2 separate regions of the Homo sapiens genome follow, and region 1 is linked to region 2. Evidence: chromatin loops called from intact Hi-C (ENCODE). Cell type or tissue: natural killer cell. All regions are shown on one strand. Each heading gives the region's core, and the rest is flanking DNA. Links, peaks and the distances in the headings are about the cores only. Region 1 overlaps DKK3 (dickkopf Wnt signaling pathway inhibitor 3). Region 2 has its middle 16 kb from the start of MIR8070.

Region 1 (10,644 bases), core at 1,835-9,834, 170 kb after region 2:
ATGACAAAATGGAGCAGCCTACTATATCTACATATACAACTATGGGGGACCTAGTTTTATCTCATTTACCACAATGTTTTCAATCATTTTTTGGATGACATAATTTTTAGCCTCTTCTCTAAATGCTTCCTCAAGCTTTCCTTGCCTTCCAGCCACTGCAAATGACTTGCAGTTTCCCCTACATGGCACCTGACCCTTGTGCCTCCCTCCCTCTGCCCATGGCCCAGAAAGCCCTTTCCTGTGCCCTCTGGCTTCCTGATAAACTCCTATCATCTTCAAGAGCCAGTTCCCATGCCAGCTCTCCCCAAGTGCTCCACTGAGGCTTCCGTAACACCTCTGTTCCCACATCGGGTTGACTGTCTTTGTTTTGTCATTGCTTGCTCTGGCTGTGTCTCCCTCATTAGACTGGGATGCCTTCAAGGTAGGGACCCTATCTGGGTCAGCTTGGCACCCCAAAGCGTACCACAGCACCTGATTCTGAGGAGGCTCTCAGTAGATATCTGTTGAGTAACCAGAATGTAGGGTGGTCCTGATGGTTTCTGACATTGAATAGAAAACAGCTCCCTATTTGATCTTAAAATAATCACTATAACCTGGACATACTGTACTAGATGCTGTTTTTGTCTGACTTCTACTCTGTCAATCTCTTTGCACCTCCATTTGTTCATCTGTGAAATGAAGAAAATGCTCATGGAGTTCAGTGAAGATTAAATGAATGAATATAGGTAGACTGCCTAATCTGGCACTTGCCACGCAGCTGACTTCAATATAGTAGCTCTAATATTATGGTCCTTGAGGATCTTACTGTCTTATGGCCCAGAACTGCATTTGATTAAAGAAGGCTCCCCTAAAAAAAGAGTCATACATATTCCATTTGTCCTTTCAGAAGGCCGTGAAGCATTTACACTCTTTAAGACAAATTCCCATCCAAAAATAGTTAAGATTTCTAAAATATTTTGATGCTGAAAGAGGTGTGCTTCAGTTGGGTGGCAAATTTGCTTCTATGGAAGATTTTTAATACAGGTTGTTTCTATTTTACTTTTTCTGGCTGAAAGGATTTTACATTTATTCAAAGTCAAAAGGGAAAAGAAATCCAAGAACTACAGAAGAGCAGTTGAAGTGATTTATGCTTGATTTCTAAATGCAACTTATGTTTATACATAATTTAAAACTCAAAGAAAGCATGCTTATACAATCATGTGCAACTTTAAACTTTAAGAACTCTGGATGAATACATGGTGGCAACAGTCCATGACACCTGAAAACATCATTTGTGGAGTGGCGTAGAGTTCAGTGTTCGCAGTCGCATATTACAACCATGTTTCACACAGCCCTGCTCGGTTTGATTTTCTCCACGTGGTTGATAATTGTCTTCAGTTGCTGCTAAGTGATTTTGCAAATTTCATTTATAATCCTCGCCCTACAATTACCTAAGTACTGTTTCTGCAGGTTAACCTGTATGCTACGCTCAGTCATATACCTTTCAAAGTTACTAATGCAACTGCCAAAGAGGGACAGTGTCAATATCATTGTCTTCATTAGAAGGACGGCTGCCCCACACTGTGAGAACACTGCTGTTCCTAACAGTAGTTTACTTTTAGAGGGATGTGAGAATTAGTTTGACCTTAATTCCAGATGTGCATGCCTCAAAAGAAAAATCCCATTCTCCTTCCTTTTGGGGAGCACTTTTGGTGGCACCAAGGCTGGTGTGGGGTAGTGGAGAGAGCACTGAGCTTAGAGTCACAACCAGATGAAACTGCTCTGGTCTTCACTAGCTGTGTGACTTGGGCAAGCAGCTTGCAGTCTCTGAGCCTCTGAGATCCCTGATGGACGAGGAGAACAATGACCCCCTCCCCAGGCTGTGCTGAGAGAGGGAATTGATCTTGGATATGAAAATGCTGCCCTGGCACAGAGGTAGGAGCTGAGCAACACTGCTGGATGAATAAACACATGTAATGCAGGGTGAACAGAACATTTCATCTGCAACAGCTGAAGGCACAGCTTACCTATGCCCATGGAAAGAACTGCGTGGAAAATTCATTTGTTGCATTTTTGCCAGGTTGATGTTTGCAAAGCAGGGCACTCTTCTCCACATTTCCCCAAAACCAATCAGAGGGAGACTCCACATTGTTTCCATCTCCTCCCCTCAAACAATTATCAAAGCCATGTAGAACAAACGGCTGTCTGCCAACTGGTAGAGGCAAAGCAGCCAATAATCTGGACAGGGGTGGCAAACTGCTCCTGCAGTTTAACCCTGCCTGACTCTCCCAAGCACCAGACTGTGAAGCCTGGAGAACAGCCTGGGGGAGCTGAACAAATGCACAACACCTCATGCTGTCAAGCCAGAGGGGAAACTTACTGGGAAGAAGATGTAGGAAGAAGCCTGGTCAGCCCACGCCTAAAGCACACACCTGGGGAAATAAATTAGCTATTTCTATTGCACATCTACCCACAGCCTGGTCCAGATCTAAATCTCTTCCCCTCCCAGCAGTGCAGCGGCGGCAGCCGCAGGCTCCCTCAGCGCCATCTCTTCAGTCAGGCTCCTCTCCAGGTCCTCCAGCTCCTGGCGCACCTCCTCCATGAAGCTGCCAACTTCATACTCATCGGGGACCTCTCTGGGCAGCAGGATCTCCCCATCTTGGTCACGGCTCCCCACGAAGGTCGGCTTGCACACATACACCAGGCTGTGGCTGGGGAGAGATGGGACAAAGCCAGGCTCTAAACGTGGGAGCCTGCCCAGGCCGAAAGCTAAGGCGCCCTGACTCTGTGGGGCTCCCAGCCTCACCTTCATGCCCCCTCCTCTCCTGTCTCTTCAACAGAGACACTTCACTTCCCGTCAACATCTATCTTAAAATGATGGCTGAGGGAGGCTCACTTTGGGAGAATGTGCTGGTGGGGGGCAGCTTCCCCTCCTCCAGCGCAGGCCTGACCTCCTGTGACTCTCAGGCCCCGCAGCCCAGGGGCAGGACCTGAGTGCTATGTAGCAGCACCACAGCCCCTCAAAGACTGTGGCCCATTCGGGCCTCCAGGCAGGAGTCAGCCTGACTCTGGGGTGTAGTCTAGCCACATGCAGGGAGCCATGGACCTCTGTGGGAATAGGGAGGAAGAATTCCTTTTTTTAAAAAAAATTAATGTGTTTGGTAGAGACGGGATCTCCCTATGTTGCCCAGGCTGGTCTTGAACTCTTGGCCTCAAGCAATCCTCCTGCATTGGCCTCCCAAAGCTCTGGGATTACAGGTGTGAGCCACTGCACAGAGCCGTGGGGAATGGGAGTTCTGCCTGTCTGCCCAGCAGCCCTGGATTCTGTTGGGAGAGAAGACTGAGTAGAGGCTGCGGGGAGGACAGGGAGATGTGCCCTGAGAAGCTGGCCAGGCTTGAGCCTCATGCCTCATGGAGTCTCAGCAGCCTCAGACAGTGTGGGCTGCACCCTCCACCTTGGTGGCCACTCCTGGCCTCCCCGTGGCCTCTCTGCCAGCTCCTTTTTCTCTGCTTATCTGTCATTGTGACAGGTCTGGGGAGGGAGCCCAGGCTTTTCTCCCTCCATGTCCTCTCCATGGACCATCCACTCATGAAGCTTCAGCCACCAGCTAGATGAGCCCCAGATCTGTGCCTCCTGGGCAGCCTGGGCTCCAGACCCCTAGAACCGACTGCTGATTGGACCCTTCCATCTGCATGACCCAACGACCTCTCAAACCAATCCTAAAGGGAATCTACACCTCCCCCAGGGAAAACCTGCTCCTGCTCCTACGCCCCTGCTGGATGGCACCTCCTCAGCCCTTGGCTCCCTGAGAGTGAGGGTTAGGGGGCCTCACCTGTGGGGCTGGCAGAGGAGGCCACTGGCACAAGGGCATCGGTCCAAGGCTCCATCAGGCTCTAGCTCCCAGGTGATGAGGTCCAGAAGCCGGCTGGCGGGGTCATGGCAAAGCTCGCCCTCCACGGGCAGGGGTGTGCACACAGGGAACAGCAGGCCTGGAACCAGCCCAGAGTCACCCCTGTGTGCCCCGTGTAGGGTAGAAGGGCTCCAAAGGGAGGGGCAAAGAAATGGAGCATAACCTCCCACCTCCCACCCTCAACCCCAAAGTGCAGGCTAGTTTTGAAGATACGGAATGACAGGAAACAAGAATAGCAGCCTGGGCTCAGGAGGGAATGATTGGTAGGGCTGAAGCAGGGAGGACTGCCTGGAAGAGGTGGGCTTCTGCTGGATTTTGAGGGCCAGAAAGTCTGGAGAAATTAAGAGGGAGGCAAAGGCATTCAGGCACAGGGACAGCACCAGCAAAGGCCTGGGGTTGAGCTCAGTGGAAAATGTCAGGGCCGGTGAAATTCCCAAATAGGCCAAGAAGTAGTGGAGAGAAAAGGAGGGCAAGTAAGTTGGAGCTGCATGAGGCCTCACAAGACAGCCTAAGGAGTCTGAACATCGTGGGAGACAACAGGAGCTGCTGCAGGTCCCAGGGGAGCAACACCCAAAAAGCAGCCCTTTAGGAAGATCACGGAGGCGGCAGGTACAGGGAGGACTAGTGGGCTGGGGATGCAGAGCTGGGGAGGCGGCAAATGAGAATTTTTCAAAACCCTAGTGGGGGCGGAGAGAGCCTGAGCAGACCTCACCTGGGAGAGGCAGGACGGAAGATGGGAGTGGAAGCGGGTGATTCACAGGTAGAGGAACCTGGGAAATAAGGAGTGGTGGGAGGGAGGGGGCTGCTAGTCCCACCCCATTCCAGACTGGGCTTTTGCATCCTGAAGTCATTTAACTTTTCTGAGCATCAACAGGGGAAAAAAAAGAGGTGGTCTTCCCACTCCGGGCAGAGGCTGTGGGAGTGCAGCACACACTGATGAGCATTTGGGAGCCTATCCAAGAGGTGGGACGCGAAACCATGTGGTTGGCATGGACGTGGCTCCAGGAGGTCCAGTGTGGTGGAGCTTGGGACAGGGTTTTTCCTGCATCTGAGGGGAGGCCACTCACCTCTCTGGAAGGCACAGCACAGCCCCGGCTGGCAGTCCCTCTGGTTGTCACAGATGGTCCCATTGCTGCCCCTGGTGGCCATTTTGGTGCAGTGACCCCAGACACACAGCTGGTCTCCACAGCACTCACTGTCCCGGGTGCAGAGCTGCAGACAGGTGGAAAGAGCCTAGAGCCAGCGGCTTAGGGACTGGGGGCCTGCTGAGAGCCCAGCCTGAAGATACCACAGATAGGCCAACCTGCATCCTCCCATTGTAGAGACAGGCAGACCAGGCTGAGATTTCAGTGAAAGTCAGTGGGACAGAGGTGGGAGCTTGGCTGGCGAGACATGGGGGTCAGAACGCTGGAAAAATGGCACCGGGAGGACTCATGGATCTGAGTCTTTCTCCACAGCTTAAGATTTTGCAAAGAACAGCAGGGGGTCTTTGTGGTCCCCACAGACTTGTGCTGTTCCCTTTTTCCTTAGGTCCCTAGGTCCAGGCCCAAAGAGGCAAGGCCCAATGATGAGCCGATTAAACTAAGGCCCAAGCCAGCCCAAGATGAGGATGGCCTGTGGGTGCCAGGGTCCTGCAGCCACACAGGGCATGGCAGTTAGAGAGCAAAGTGAGGTCCCCACGGCTGTGCCCAGTGACGGTACCGAGTGGGGTTGGCTGCGAGGTGCAACAGCAGTGGCCTCACCACAGACAGTCGGGTAAGGTAATAAGAACTGCTTGACTTTCCAAGCTTATTAGCATGCTGTGTTATTGTCTGAATAAGGAAAAATGACTATGAAAAGTCTGTGAGTCCATGTGGCTTCGTCCAAAATGCCTGTTGGGTGAAGAGTCTCCTTTGCCCTGGCTCCACATTTCCCAATCTAACCTGCACTGGGGCAGTGCCCTGGCCTCTTCTTGCCCTGTCCCTCTGCCCTCTCTTATTGGCAGATTGGAGAAAGATCTGGTGGGTGGGGTGCAGGTCCAGAAGGAGAGCAGCTGCCGCTCTCCCTGCCTGGGGGCTGCCGGAATGTCTCTGTTTGTCTATTAGGATGGGTCATCCCCAGGGGAAGCAACAGGTGTAGGGACACCTCCTCTCCCTTCCCTCCCCTTCTCGAACTCCCGGCCTCAATAGATCCTTCTGCCTTGGTCTCCCCAAAGTGCTGGGATTACAGGTGTAGCCACGGTGCCTGGCCGTCCCTCCCCTTCTCTACCATCAATGACACAAACAACATGACCAGAGGACATGGGGTGGATGGGAGTGGCCCTGGGTCTGCAGATGGCTTCCTGTCATCCCAAACTGGAATGAGTTCCTTGTCCTCCAGGAGTCAGCCCTCTGGGGAGCCCTCTTGGGTCCTCCCCATCATGGTGAGGCTCTTCTGGGAAGCCCAGCTGAGAACGCTGGGGCCCCTGGCTTTCTCCCCCAGGTGCCTGAGACCCTGGTGCCACAGCCCCAGAGGCCCTGGCATACTCACCATCCTCTGGCCCCGGCATGGCTGGCAGGTGTACTGGAAGCTGGCAAACTGGCAGTACATGCTGGGCCCACAGTCCTCGTCGATGATGCACTCCTGGGGAAGGGCACAGGGAGCAGATGTGTCAATGGAGAGCAGAGCAGCAGGCCCACAGTGCCCAGGAAGGGCCAGGCCCGCTTCCATTCCCCATTCTTGACCCCACAGGCTCAGCAGGGTCAGGAAAGGCCTCCAGACTCTAGTCGCTCCTGATCCCTGCCTGGCTGCACTGCCCTTCAGCATCTCCATGCCTAGGAGGCTTGGCAGCCCAGAGCCTGGAGGATCCCACACCAAATTCACACAATCGCCATCTGTGCACAGTTCTCCCCCACCCACACCCAGGGCGGGAGCACAGGGACTCAGGGCTGGTCTTCCACACAGAACATATGGATTTAATAAAAAGTGCTAATGAGGTCCAGGCCCGCCCGACTGCACAGGAAAGGCTGGAAGACAGGCCCCAAGGGCTCTGCTGACTGTGAAGACTGGGAGGCAGCAGAGGGGGCATCGCTAGGGACCCTGCCAGAAAGCCACAGCCCTGCCCACAGAGAGCGCCCTCAGGGTCCTGGGTCTAGGGTCCCTGCAAGAGGGAAAGGCAGCTGCCAGCTTGGAAATGAATTAGAGGAGGGTGGCTGGACTCCAGCCCTCCCAGCCCAGGTGCTGTCTCCTCATGGCTGCCAGCTCTGCCTGGCTGGAGAAACAGGGAGAGAAGGAGTGAGGGGAATCTGTCCACCCCAAGGCCTGAGTCACAGAACAGGGAGCCATGGCCGAGGGCACTGTGACCTGCCATGGTCGCCGGTCACTGGCAGAAGCAGGGCTGCTTCAGCTCCTGGACCTGCTGTCAGGCTCAGGCCTACGAACCGGCAGCTTTACAGCAGGGGAAGGAGGGCAGGGGAGGAGGGAACATGATGACAGGAATGGCCATTGATCGCCCTTTTGAGGTATCAGGCTTGACGGCCCTGATCTTGTTCAGTGACTCCTCCCAGCAGGAGGCAGGTAGGGACTGCCTTCTCTATATTGCCAGCCGGGAAATGGAGGCAGAGAGGTCCCTCCAAGATAATGTGACTAGTTCAGGGTGGAGGGTCTCTTTCCACCACCAGCCCTTGAGCCAAGGGGGTTCAGGGCTCCACATGTAGCAGCCAGTGGTGAGAAGGACCCTCCTGAGGCCTGGTATTCTGGGGCCCAGCAGACCTTCTGGAAGGGTCTTGAGGAAGGGAAGGACCGGCTCTCCCCTCTGACCCAGAGCATCCTCCCCATCCTGAATGCAGGTGTGGAGCCCCACCTGGAAGAGCCTGGCCGGGCAGGCCTGGACCTCCGGCAGCTGCCTCCAGTCCCCTTCCAGGGGCTCTGCTGCTCTGATCAACACTGCAAGTGCTGGCGGCCCAGCAACCAGGGTGCTCCCTTGCCAAGCATTGATGCTTTTGTTTCAGTTACTTTCCCAGCACCCCTTAAATGTCAGGCATGATACCATCGCTGTTTTTACGGATAAGAAAACCGAGGCTCCGAGTAGGGTGAACGGCCGCCCAAGTGAAGGGACTGAGTCTGAGCCAGAGCCCCAGCGGCCAGAGAAGTCCCAACAGGGCTGGGAACAAATCACAGACGCGCTTTGTCTCAGCCCAGCACACGCTCTTGTGCACAGACACAACTCAGGCTGCTCAGCCGGAAGCCTCCCGACGTTCTTTCCAAAGCAGAATGGCAAGAAAATGGAGTGGGAGGGACGACATTTGGGAGAAAGGAAGGGCCAACAGGCACAGAATCCCTTCTCTGAACCAGCCATATTTTGAGGGACTGGGGACACAAAGGTGAATGTGAGGAGGCCTCTGCCCTTAAGAAATTCGTAATTCAATTGGAAAAAGAGAGAGAGAAAGAGCAACCCAGTGGCAAAGGAGACAAAGGGTATGAACGGACAACTTAGAATAACAGAAATTTGCCTCTTCAAATAGAAAGGCGTTCAACCTCACCAATGAAATCAATCAAGAAATGCAACTTAAAAGAGCATAACACCATTTTTTTCACTTAGAATGGAAGAAATTAGAAAGGTTGAATGTCTCCATGGTGGGTGGAATAACAGCACCCCCAAAGATGTTCACATCCTATTCCCCGGAACCTGTGGGTATGTTATATTACATAGGAAGGGGAAATTAGAGGCAGAGGGAATGCAGGTTGCTAATCAGCTGACCTGAAGGTAGGGAGCGCACTCTGGATTATCCAGGAGCACCTACCTGACGGAATCACAAGGGACTTTAAAAATGGAAAAGGGAATAGAGGAAGAGACAGTGTCAGAGTGATATCATGCCAGGTGTCACAGACACTCCATTGGCCATCCCTGGCTTTGTAGATGGAAGGGGGGCCAGGGGCCAAGGAGCAGAATCTCTCTTAGAGCCTCCAGAGAGGAATGCAGCCCTGCCCACTCTTTGCTTTTAGCCCAGTGGGACTTGTGTTGGACTTCTGACCTCCAGAACTGGAAAACAGTAAATTTGTGTTGTTTTAATCCAGTAAATGTGTGGTAATTTGTTACAGCATCAATAGGAAACTAATAAAATATTCAATGTTAGTTTCAGGAAATAGGCATTGCCAAATGCTTTGGGGTAATTAAAATTGAAGATTTTTTTTTTTTTTTTTTGCAGGCAATCCATCAGCATCTATCAAATAGTTAAATGTATATGTCCTTTGACCCAATCATTTCCCTTCCTGGTGACTACCCTCAGAAACACTTGTCCATATATGTAAATATCTGAGAACAAGTGTGTTTAAGGCTATATCGTTATATTATTTATAATCCAGAAATAACAAAAATGTCCAACCAGAGGGAACTGATTATTGTACAGTCATTTCACAGAAAAATCCCTCCATGCAGACATTAAAAAGAATGCAGTTGTTCTTTGCATAATGATTTCTAAAACAAGCAAGGGTTAGAACCATAAACAAAAGCAGGGAAATTTTGAAACCATAAGCTTTTGTAAAGCCCTTCTGTAAAGCAGAATAATACCACACTCATGCCTGTGCCCAGTACTGTGGCTGGAACATCATGGGCGCACAATAAATATGTGTTGAGTGGGTGAAAGCACTTGCATCTTACTGTGGCAAACAGGCCAACAAAATGCAGATCATTAGCAATGGTTTGAGAACTAGAGCAAAAAACATACATTCCATTAATTTGGCTTCTCATTCCCCCGAAAGGCCTTCGTAGACTTGCGATTTTCACTATACATTTCCTCTCCCAGATCTTTAATTAAAAATATGAGCTAAGATTCTTCTAGCATCAATTCCTATAAGACCCTGCTGTTTACAATTATCCATCAAGACGGGTGCATTTTCATCCTTAGGAATATCTTCCTTTCCCTAAACAGGCTCCTATGCATGACAAAGCATATTCCCTTCAAACTTAATTGTTTTTCTAGGTACGGAAAAAAAATTTTGGCATGGAACTTTGCCAAAAACCTTTGAAAAACCTAAATATACCAAAGCTACTGGTTTCCTTTGGGGTATCAGCAAGGAGTGCTGGTAGGTTAGTTCCACATGACTCCCCTCAAGAAAGCTTGAGGCTTTTGTTATAATCGAGCCCACCAGCTTGTCTAGTTGGATGTGCAACTGCCATTCCCAGCAGGAACACACTCTTTAAGAATTGTGGTCATACTAGAGACTTCCGGACTCCAAGGTGCACAAACTGAATCCTAGTTTTGCCACTTAACAGCTGTGAAACCTTGGGCTGCTGACTCTACCTCTATTAAAAACAAAGATGAAGGCAGGAGCTGTTTTGCAGGGCTGTTGTACAGAGTTCATGCTTGGTGAACGGTGGCCATAGCAACAGATAGCTATGCATCTGCTCCTCCACACATCCAATGCCTGATCCCGCTATGGTGCACCCCTGCCAGGGGGCCAGTCTGTGAGCAGAAAGGAAGGTCTAAATCAACAGGGCCTTAAGGCATCCACCAAAGCTTGACATCTCTGTCCTGGTCAGCACTCGGGGATCAAACATCTAGTCCTGACTTATCTACATCCTGAGGGTGTCAAACAGGTGGGAAGTGGCCTGTATGTCCACCCCAGGCAAGTCCTGGGGCAGAGTGACCTTTTGTTGTACAAAGGCCAGGCTCTCCATCCAGTAAAGCTGTTTGTATTGAGTCTCTCCTGAAGACCGCTAGCAGTAGGGGCTGGCCTCACCTTTCCCAGTGTTTGTTAGACCTGAGGAAGAGGTCAGGCCCTCTACCCTTAGTAG
Region 2 (10,644 bases), core at 1,251-9,250:
TGGAGGCTAATTAAGCCTGAATCTATAAATGGAAATCATTTTGACTGATTTAAAAGACTTAGTCCTGGAACTTAAAATTAAATTAAATTAAATTAATTTTTTTAAAAAGACAAAATGACAGGGGGACTCACATGATATCAATCTTCAATCTCTTCTAAGTACATTTAAAAGCACTCCAGAAGCATCAGTATACACATATCACAACATTCTTCATCCATTGTTGAGTCCAATTATTGTTGAATATTTTGTTTTTGCCAAATAGCTACCTTTGAGGAATTTACAACCTAGTAGCCACAAACTACAAATTTCCCTAGTTATAAATCATTCTGGTTATTGGATTTTTAATTATATCATACCGAGCATGTACAAAAGAAAGTTTTATATATATATAAATTATGAAACATAACAATGAAATAAATATCCTATGAATCTACCACCTAGCCTAAGAACTAGAATATTCCCAATGTCCATGAATTAACCTGCAAGCCCCTTTATTATCCCCACCAGAACTAACCACTCTCCTGAAATTTTGCGTGTATCTTTCCTTTGCTTTTCTTATAGTGTTATTCCATATATATGCATTTCTAAACACTAAATTAAGCTTTGCTTTTTTCAAACTTTTTTTAATGGCATTGTGCTGTATGGAGTCTTTTGTGATCTGCTTTTCTTTATTCAGTATTAAGTTTTAAGATTTGTTCATGCTATAGCTGTGTAGCTGTGATTTGTTCATCTTAACTACTGTATAATGCTTCATTTTATTTATCTAGTCTCATGATGATGGACATTTGGGATGTTCCCATTATTTTTCTATTACAAATAGCACTGCTAGGAACATTTTTGCACATGTGTGGTGTTTATAAACAAGAGTTTCTCTAGGATATACCTAGAAAGAGAAATGCTGGGTCCTGGAGCATATTCATTTCCAAAATGGCTATATCAATTTATAGTTCCCTCAGTAAGGTATAGTTTTCCATTGATCTATATTCACTCCAATAGTTAATATCAGCAGATTTATCTTTTAAATTTTGTGGATTTAGTGAATGTGTAATGTTATCGCTATTTTAATTTATGTTTCCTTGATTATCAATAAAATTTAGCACATTATCATAAAAAAGAAATAAAAAGACTTAGTCAATTGAAATCAGATTTTTACAAAAATCTGTGTATAATCTGACCACAGATCTGTGTATAATCTGACCCTAGGTAAAATTTGACCACAGATTATAATCTGTGTATAATATGATCTGCAAAGATGCCAGCAAACCACCAGAAGCCTGGTCTGCAAAGATGCCGGCAAACCACCAGAAGCAAGGTGAGGGGCATGGAACAGATCCTTCCCACCCAGTTCTTGAAATTGTCACCTAATGCTGCAAAACTATAGTTCATTGATCCTCTTCTGCTGTTTCTTCCCATCTTCTCTGACTTCTTTTCCTCCACCCCCCAAAAATGTCAGTGCCCTCAATTTTCTATCTAAAATCATTTTATATCTAAAATTATATAATAATATAAATATTATATAATTAGTTAAGACAAGGTCATACTGGAGCAGGGCGGGCTCCTAATCCAATATGACCCGTATCTTTACAAAGAGGGGAAATTTGAACAGAGACATCCACACAGCGAAAATGCCATGTGAACATGAAGACAGAGATTGAGACGATGCATCTATAAGCCAAAGATGCTGGCAAACCACCAGAAGTGAGGTGAGGGGCATGGAACAGATCCTTCCCTCACAGCCCTCACAAGGAACCAACCTTGGGACACCTTAATCTAAGACTTCCAGCCTTCAGAACTGGAAGACAATAAATGTTTGTTGTTTAAGCTGTCTCGTCTGTGGTACTTTGTTACAACAGCCCTAGCAAACTAATATATTCCCATTCCAAATTTAACAGTATTTTCTCTATATTCATCCACATTAACTTCTCACCTCAATTATAACAGTGGCTACCAAGTCCTTGAAATTCTCGCCTAATGCTGCAAAACTATAGTTCATTTCTCCTCTTCCACTATTTCTATCCTCTCTGACTTCTTTTCCTCCACCCTCCCAAAATGTCAGTGCCCTCAATTTTCTATCATTGTACTACTAATCATTTTCATTGTACTATTATCTACTAATAATCATTGTCATTATTAGTGGTAATAATTTTTAAAATGGTAGCTTTTATCAAGCAGTCATATGCTGGGCATCCTTCTAAATATTTTGCATATGTCATCTGATTTAATCCTCATAATCCCCTCCAAAGAAAAGGCTATATTACATCCCATCTTATAGATGAGAAAACTGAGGCTTAAAGAGGTTAAGTAACTTGTCTAAGGTCACACAAAGACTATGTGGCAGAGCTAGGATTCAAATTCAGGTCTGCCCTCTGAGCACAAAGCCACTTTCACATTGCCTCTCATTTTCTTCTGCACAGATAAGAGATCTCCCAACCTCCTCTGAAATCTTACCAAATTCTACCGGTTTATCTTTTTCTCAGTGGAACTGATCTCATATTCTATGTCTCAAAGCCATTTCCCTTCTGTACTCCAAGCCTGAATTTCTACCTGAACATTCTACAGATATCTCAAACTCCTCTTGACCAAAATGGAACACCTCCCATTTCCTTTCAAACATGCTTTGCCTCTGTACCTGCTATGGGTTCCACAATCTTCCCAGCCAACAGTGTTTGGAAATGTCATGGCATTTTAAAAATTCATCTCTGTCCATTGGCCCTTTTTACAATCAGTTGCCAAGTAATGTTGATAAGTGATGAAACACTTATTTAGGTTGCCCTCTCCTCTCCATTCCACCTGCCTGAACTATCCTAATAGTCACCTAATGTCTCTCCACATTTCATCCTTCCTTCCTCCCATCCATCCTATGTCCTATCACTGAATTCTCCTAAAACACTCTTCTCATCAGGTTATGCTCATTGCCTAAGAAATCAGATCCAAACTCCTTGCACAGATGATGAGGACCCAGTTGGATGTAGCCTCCGTCTATCTTTCCAGTCTCCATGCACCAAACAAAACTTCTGGCAGTTTCACACACACCCAGGCTTTCCTGCCATGGTTCCATCTGGGATGCCCTCTGCAACTCACATTCTTTTAGTTCAAATGCTCCCTGCTATAAAATTTTACTGTTGGATATATCTCCCTCTTCTGAACTCACTTACATTTTACTTCTACTTGAATCATTATCACTTTCCCCCCTCTAATTCAACTGTCTATGAGTCTTTTTTTGTTTCTCTTGTTTTCTTTTGTTTTTATTTTATTTTATTTTATTATACTTTAAGTTCTAGGGTACATGTGCACAACATGCAGGTTTGTTACATATATATACATGTGCCATGTTGGTGTGCTGCACCCATTAACTCGTCATTTACAGTAGGTATATCTCCCAGTGCTATCCCTCCCCCTGCCCCCTACCCAAAGACAGGCCCTGGTGTGTGATGTTCCCCACCCCGTGTCCAAGTGTTCTCATTGTTCAATTCCCACCTATGAGTGAGAACATGTGGTGTTTGGTTTTCTGTCCTTGTAATAGTTTGCTGAGAATGATGGTTTCCACCGTCATCCATGTCCCTACAAAGGACATGAACTCATCTTTTTTGTGGCTGCATAGTATTCCAGGGTGTATATGTGCCACATTTTCTTAATCCAGTCAATCACTGATGGACATTTGGGTTGGCTCCAAGTCTTTGCTATTGTGAATAGGGCCGCAATAAACATACATGTGCATGTGTCTTTATAGTAGCATGATTTATAATCCTTTGGGTGTATACCCAGTAATGGGATCGCTGGGTCAAATGGTATTTCTAGTTGTAGATCCTTGAGGAATCGCCACACTGTCTTCCACAATGGTTGAACTAGTTTACAGTCCCACCAACAGCATAAAAGTGTTCCTATTTCTCCACATCCTCTCCAGCACCTGTTGTTTCCTGACTTTTTAATGATCGCCATTCTAACTGGTGTGAGATGGTATCTCATGGTGGTTTTGATTTGCATTTCTCTGATGGCCAGTGACGATGAGCATTTTTTCATGTGTCTGTTGGCTGCATAGATGTCTTCTTTTGAGAAGTATCTGTTCATATCCTTTGCCCACTTTTTGATGGGGTTGTTTGATTTTTTTCTGGTAAATTTGTTTAAGTTCTTTGTAGATTCTGGATATTAGCCCTTTGTTAGATGGGTAGATTGCAAAAATTTTCTCCCATTCTGTAGGTTGCCTGTTCACTCTGATGGTAGTTTCTTTTGCTGTGCAGAAGCTCTTTAGTTTAATTAGATCCCATTTGTCTATTTTGGCTTTTGTTGTTATTGCTTTTCGTGTTTTAGTCATGAAGTCCTTGCCCATGCCTATGTCCTGAATGGTACTGCCTAGGTTTTCTTCTAGGGTTTTTATGGTTTTAGGTCTAACATTTAAGTCTTTAATCCATCTTGAATTAATTTTTGTGCAAGGTGTAAGGAAGGGATCCAGTTTCAGCTTTCTACATATGGCTAGCCAGTTTTCCCAGCACCATCTATTAAATAGGGAATCCTTTCCCCATTGCTTTTGTCAGGTTTGTCAAAGATGAGATGGTTGTAGATGTGTGGTATTATTTCTGAGGGCTCTGTTCTGTTCCATCGGTCTATATCTCAGTTTTGGTACAGTACCATGCTGTTTTGGTTACTGTAGCCTTGTAGTATAGTTTGAAGTCAGGTAGTGTGATGCCTCCAGCTTTGTTCTTTTTGCTTAGGATTGTCTCGTCAATGCGGGCTCTTTTTTGGTTCCATATGAACTTTAAAGTAGTTTTTTCCAATTATGTGGTGAAAGTCATTGGTAGCTTGATGGGGATGGCATTAAATCTATAAATTACCTCTGGCAGTATGGCCGTTTTCACGATATTGATTCTTCCTATCCAGGAGCATGGAATGTTCTTCCATTCAATTATTTGTCTATGAGTCTCATAATCCCCACCAGATTGTGAGTTTGTGGAAGGTGGGGGCAATGATTCATCTCAGAATTTGCCACAGCACTTGCCACAGCACTTAACACCTAGTATATGGTAGGTATTTATTGGCTTAATTTATTAAGTCTCTAAGTAAATGAATGTATTCGCCAAACTGACTGTTGGACTACTTGAAATTCACAGAGCTCAGAGCAGCTAAACCTTGAAAGTAGATAAAAATCACCAGGAGACCTGGCTCACCTGGGTCTCATTCTGATCCAGTCAAAGGTTGTCATTATGTACAGCAACCTTGCTTTTTGTCCCTGGGGAGCACTCCAGGCTAACCCATCCCACTGGCACCAAAGCCCTTTCCCATCATCCCCACCACACCCTGGAAGCTTAGAACATGTCATTATCCTCCCTCATATGTCAGTCCACAAGATGCCAAGTAGATCCCTAACACTCCTTGCAGTGATAACAAGATAACATAGTGACAAAGTACTTTGAACTTCACAGGTTCCATTCACCCTGCAGTTATGGCTATTACCGTGCCCAGAAGCCACCACCAGGGGGCTCCAGCATGTCTCTGAAACCTGGCTGTTCAGTAAGTCTATGAGAAAGACTGGAGGAAAACTCCGAAGTCTTAATTTCCATTCCCAAGACACAGAAATGCTGGACAATCCCAACTGACCCCCTCACCCGAGAGCACAGCCGGGGAGGGTCCCAGGGCCCAATGAGGAACAAGTGCTTGTCTTGTCCCTGCAGATTTGAGAATCCTTGGGTGAGAATTATGTGGATTTCAAGTTTTCTAGGAAGGACAGGGAAGGAGGACTGGAAAATCAGAGCTGGTAGTTCAAATTTTTAGTCAGATCTGGTTACTTTCTCCCAAGGCAAGTAACCCAAGAAAGTACCAGAAATCTTACACTAGCTCCACTATATTATGGTTTAGTAGTATTAGTGTCAACATTAACATTGTTGAAAAATACAATTGCAATTTTTTGAGCACATGCTATACAACAGGCATTGTACTTTTTTCTCTGTACATGATATCATTTGACCCTCACGTTGCCCCTGTGAAGAATTATGATTATTAGGAAACTAAGGTTCAGAAGAATAAGTGATATCCCAAGGTCACATGGCTTCTAAAGGCCAGACAGTCCAAGGCAGAGTGGAGCACATGAGCAAAGACACAGAAACAGGGAAAGCAAAGTATTCACAGTGCCCTACAAGCAGCTGGGTATTCTTGGAGAATAAAACAAGAAGGACATAGAGACAGAGACCACCTATCACAACACAGAATATACTGTTAGGCTAATGACTTTATCATGCAAATGACTGAAAGCCTTTGAAGAGTTTTAAACAGGAGAGTGACATGCCAGACTTATGTTTTAGGAACTGTGGCAGAGAATGGATCGGAGAAAATAAGACTGAAGGCAGGAAGACCAGATGGAAACTGTTGAAGTAATAAAGAAATGATGACAGCTTTGTGCCTTCTCCATCTCTTTTATATGGAGGGACAGCCCTGGAATAGAAAAATGTTTAGGAGGTAAAATCAGCAGGTCTTGGTGAAGTATTACATAAGGTGTCAGCCTACGGCATCTCCAGCCTATTCTCCCATGCCTTGGACTGACGTATACAATCATCTTGTAAATGACCCATGTCAAATTGTGCAGAGAATACATGAATGAACAAAGCAAAGTTTCTGATGACCTTCTAGTTGGAGCAGACAATACCAAATAAACAAGAAAAATATCCAACAGAGATAAGTGTTATGCAGACAATTAAAATATGGTGATGTGATAGGTGTCGGGCTCCTTTAGAATGAGTGGTCAGGGAAACCTCTCTGAGATGTCATTTAGACTTTCTAAGGCCATGTGAAAATCAGGGAAAGAAGTGGCTTACGAGGTTGAAAAAATCCAAAGCAGGCCAGTGAAGCTAGAATAGAATGGGCAAAGGAGAAAAGGGAATAAGGTAAGATTAGAGAGATCGGCCAGAGGCCAGATCACACAGGACTTTGGAAGTAAGGTTTGGGAACCTAGATTTTGAGTATCATGGGAAGCTTGTGGAAGGTTTTAATCAAGGGAATGACCTTATCTAATGTAAGTTGCTAAGTGATCTCCCTGGCTTCTGTATGAAAAATGAAGGCAGGGGAATAGCGAAAGCAGGGATAGTTGTTCCACTGAGAAATGATGGTGGTCTGGAGCAAAGTAAATGGATTACGGACCTCTTCTGATAGAGTAGAGTGGAAGGTAAGAGAGAGACGAATCAAGGGTGACTCTCTATTTTGGCTTGGGCAACAAGGATGGAGAAGCCATGAAGGAGCAATTTGACATGGAGAAATCAAGAGCTTTGTTTTGGACGTGTGGAGTTTGAGATGTCTACTAGAGACCCAAGGGAATATGCCAAGTAGGCAGCTGGAAATACAAGTCTGGAATTCAGGACAGAAAGTGCATATAGAAATGCACATTCCAGAATGATCAGCCTATAGTTGGCATTTAAAGTCAGAACACCAGCTGAGATTTCTTACTGAGTAAGAAAGAGCAGAGATGAGGCTGAGAAGTGAGCTCTGAGACATTCAAATATTTGGACGTCAGAAAAAAAAGAGGAGCTAGGGAAGAAGATAAGATGGAACAGCCAATGGGTGAAAAGAAGTCAAAGACTTCTGCAGTGTCCCCATAACCAAATGAAGAAAGTGGTCAAGAAAGGGAAAGGAACCAACTGTGTCAAATATCACTAAAAGTTCAAGTTGAAAGAGGACTGAGAACCAACCATCAGATTTTACAAGATGGATGCTATTAACGCATACGGAAAGAGATCTCAGGGGATTGGCAAGGACAAAGTTCAATAAGAGCAAATTAAAGGGAGAAAGGAAGTAAGGAAATGGCCTCAATGTCCCTAGGAGGAAAAACCACATGCCAGGGATGAGAACTCAGGGGTGGTATAGGGCTTGAGGAAGGTGGTGAAGGCTAAGGCAAGTAATGAGCTCTTGAAGGAGGAGCTAATCGCAGTGGCACAGTGTGTGTAATCTACACTTCTTCTAGCAGCAGGAGCAGCAGCCCAGAAGTAGGAGCTGAGAAGACAGAGGTCTCATACATCCAGAGTTAGTTTTCTGATGGATGAGTCCAGCCAAATGAGAGAAAGTGAGGGAACCCAGAGTTCTGACAAGGAAGTGGCTCAGATAATTAACCATGTGAGTTCACAAAGAAAAATGTGCAGGGCAGTACTTGTGGGATGGGACAAAAACAGGAGCCAAGGACTTGAGGACTCTTTGTGGAAGAAGAACAGGCAGGGGAGGAATGAGTACTAACAGAGCTGAATAAGAAGCTGGTCGGAAGGAGAGATTAAGGTAACAAGACCATGAGAAGGTCCTTAGCTAACTGGGAAATCAGTCCTGGAGTCACACTGGCAGCGGCTCCATCTTCGCGAAGAACAGGTTGGTACCAAGACTTGTCCCCAGAGCAGTCCTATTCCATTCATTGCATTTCCAGAGATTGACAATGCCAGGTGAGCTAACCATGCCTTTCACAACAGGTGGGTCCTGGGTTGGCTCTGCAGCAGTGTGCGTGCTCATTATAGGTAAGACCTGCCTGCAGGGCTGGAGGGGATTTGCTCCTGGCCTTCAGAACATCACGTTGTACATTCTTCCAAAGCAATGTCCCCTTGTGTTTTTGATGTTCCTAGAGACGCAAGCTTGGGTCCATGAACAATCTAAGAAAATCCTGGACTCAGAAATGCTTCTTCTTTTACACAGATGAGGTAGTGTTTTTGACCCAAATTATCTCCATTATGATAAACACCTTCCCTCAGACCTTAGCGCAAATAGATAAGCCCACTCCTCCACACATGCCCTGGCATACTTGGCCCGTAAATGGAAGATAGCTTTATTTCAAGGCAAAACCCTACTACACTGATATTTTTTTCTACTGTGTTGTGAGATATTGGGGAGAAATTGGGGATAAGAACAGTGCACCACTTCCACAGCACATAATAAGCACTCAGTAAATATTTTGTATTGGAATGAATGAATGGACACAATTTAGAAAACAGGGAAACAAAAGAGAAGAGAAAAGAAAGAGGTACCAAAACTTTTAGAAAAAAATTAAAACATCGTCTTTTTTTTTTTGAGACAGAGTCTCATTCTTGCCAGGCTGGAGTGCGGTGATGCGATCTCGGCTCACTGCAACCTCTGCCTCCCGGGTTCAAACGATTCTCCTGCCTCAGCCTCCCAATTAGTTGGGACTACAGGTGCATGCCACCATACCCAGCTATTTTTTTTTTTTTTTTTGGATTTTTAGCAGAGACAGGGTTTCACCATATTGGCCAGGATGGTCTCGATCTCCTGACCTCATGAACCGCCTGCCTCAGGCTCCCAAAGTGCTGGGATAACAGGTGTGGGCCACCATGCCCGGCCAAAACATAGTCATTTTTACATTTGCCAAAAATCCCTCTTTGTAAACTATCAAGGAACAATTTTTTTACTATTCACTCAACTATTTCCTATAAATAAACACAGCCACACTGAGGATTATTACTTTTTTAAAAAACTTTTTTTTTTTTTTCTGAGACAGAGTCTTGCTCTGTTGCCCAGGCTAGAGTGCACTGGTACAATCTCAGCTCACTGCAACCACCGCCTCCCAGGTTCAAGTGATTCTTGTGACAGCCTCCCAAGAAGCTGGGATTACAGGCATGTGCCACCCACCTAACTAATTTTTGTATTTTTAGTAGAGACAGGGTTTCGCCATGTTGTCCAGGCTGGTCTGAAACTCCTGGCCTCAAGCAATCTGCCCACCTGGATCTCCCAAAGTGCTGGGATTACAGGAGTGAGTCACCGTGCCTGGCCTTAGAAACTTCTTTTCTAGAAAAGTAGTCAACTAACATTAGTATTTTCTACTTTTACTCAAAACGGAGGTCAGCTACCATTGCTTTATCTATATTAGCTGACAATTCAGTGTTAACACCTCGAGAGATACAGAAACAATATAAATGTTCATCAATGGATACATAAGTAAAATGTAGTATATAAATATAAAGGAATACAATTCATCCTGAAAAAAGAAAGCGAGCCTGTTATTTGCTGCAACATGGGTGGATCTAGAGAACATTATGCTACATGAAACAAGCCAAATGCAGAAAGACAATCACTTATATGTGGAATCTAAAATAGTCAAACTCACAGAAGCAGGGAGTAGAATGGTGGCTGTCAGGGGCATGGTGGAAAGAGGAAAATGAGGAGGTGATGGCCAAAGGATACAAAGTTTCGGCTATGCAAGATAAATAAGTTCTGGAGATCTACTACATAGCATAGTGCATATAGTCAATAATACTGTATTATATACATACAATTTTCTTTTTTTTAAAATTTTTACAGAGTTGGGGGTAGAAGTGCAGTTTTGTTTCATGGATATATTGTTTTGAAGTTTGAGCTTTTAGTGTACCCATCACCCACATAGCGTACACTGTACCTAAAAGGTAATTTTTATCCCTCATCCCCTACATTCAACTCTATGGCCATGTGTACACATTGTTTAGTTTCCACTTATAAGTGAGAATGCATGGGTTTTTACTTTCTATTTCCATTCATGTTGCTGCAAAAGACATGATTTCATTCTTTTCATGGCTGAGTAGTATTCCATGGTGTGTGTATATGCTATATACATAGTATTCCATATTCCACATTTTATTTATCCAATCCTCTGTTGACGGACACTTTATGTTAATTCTATGACTTTGCTATCGTGAATAG

What was found. A loop is a pair of places that touch in the nucleus more often than their neighbours do. Peaks named below come from ENCODE experiments on the same cell type or tissue, not always from the same donor. Only the 100,000 strongest peaks of a DNase experiment are listed, where the experiment ranks them.
Region 1: a loop joins it to region 2, with 5 times the contacts of the local background. A loop is called at or near these places in 12 of 110 quality-filtered maps.

The regions. Positions count from the first base shown.
Region 1 is chr11:11,961,997-11,972,640 of GRCh38, forward strand. DKK3 (dickkopf Wnt signaling pathway inhibitor 3) reads right to left here. Exons shown (of 7, transcript NM_001018057.2): 4 at 6,399-6,491; 5 at 4,958-5,102; 6 at 3,813-3,969; 7 at 1,040-2,690. The coding sequence ends at 2,468. Among named protein-coding and RNA genes, the nearest start is that of DKK3, 41 kb to the right of the region's middle. RefSeq lists a silencer at 4,977-5,026 and enhancers at 5,869-6,493, 6,494-7,117, 7,118-7,741, 7,742-8,365. In natural killer cell, for the core only: CTCF peaks have their summits at 5,038 (motif pointing left) and 5,237; a DNase peak (open chromatin) is centred at 5,035.
Region 2 is chr11:11,793,540-11,804,183 of GRCh38, forward strand. No RefSeq gene overlaps it. Among named protein-coding and RNA genes, the nearest start is that of MIR8070, 16 kb to the left of the region's middle. In natural killer cell, for the core only: CTCF peaks have their summits at 5,478 (motif pointing right) and 5,677; a DNase peak (open chromatin) is centred at 5,472; H3K27me3 peaks cover 77 bases.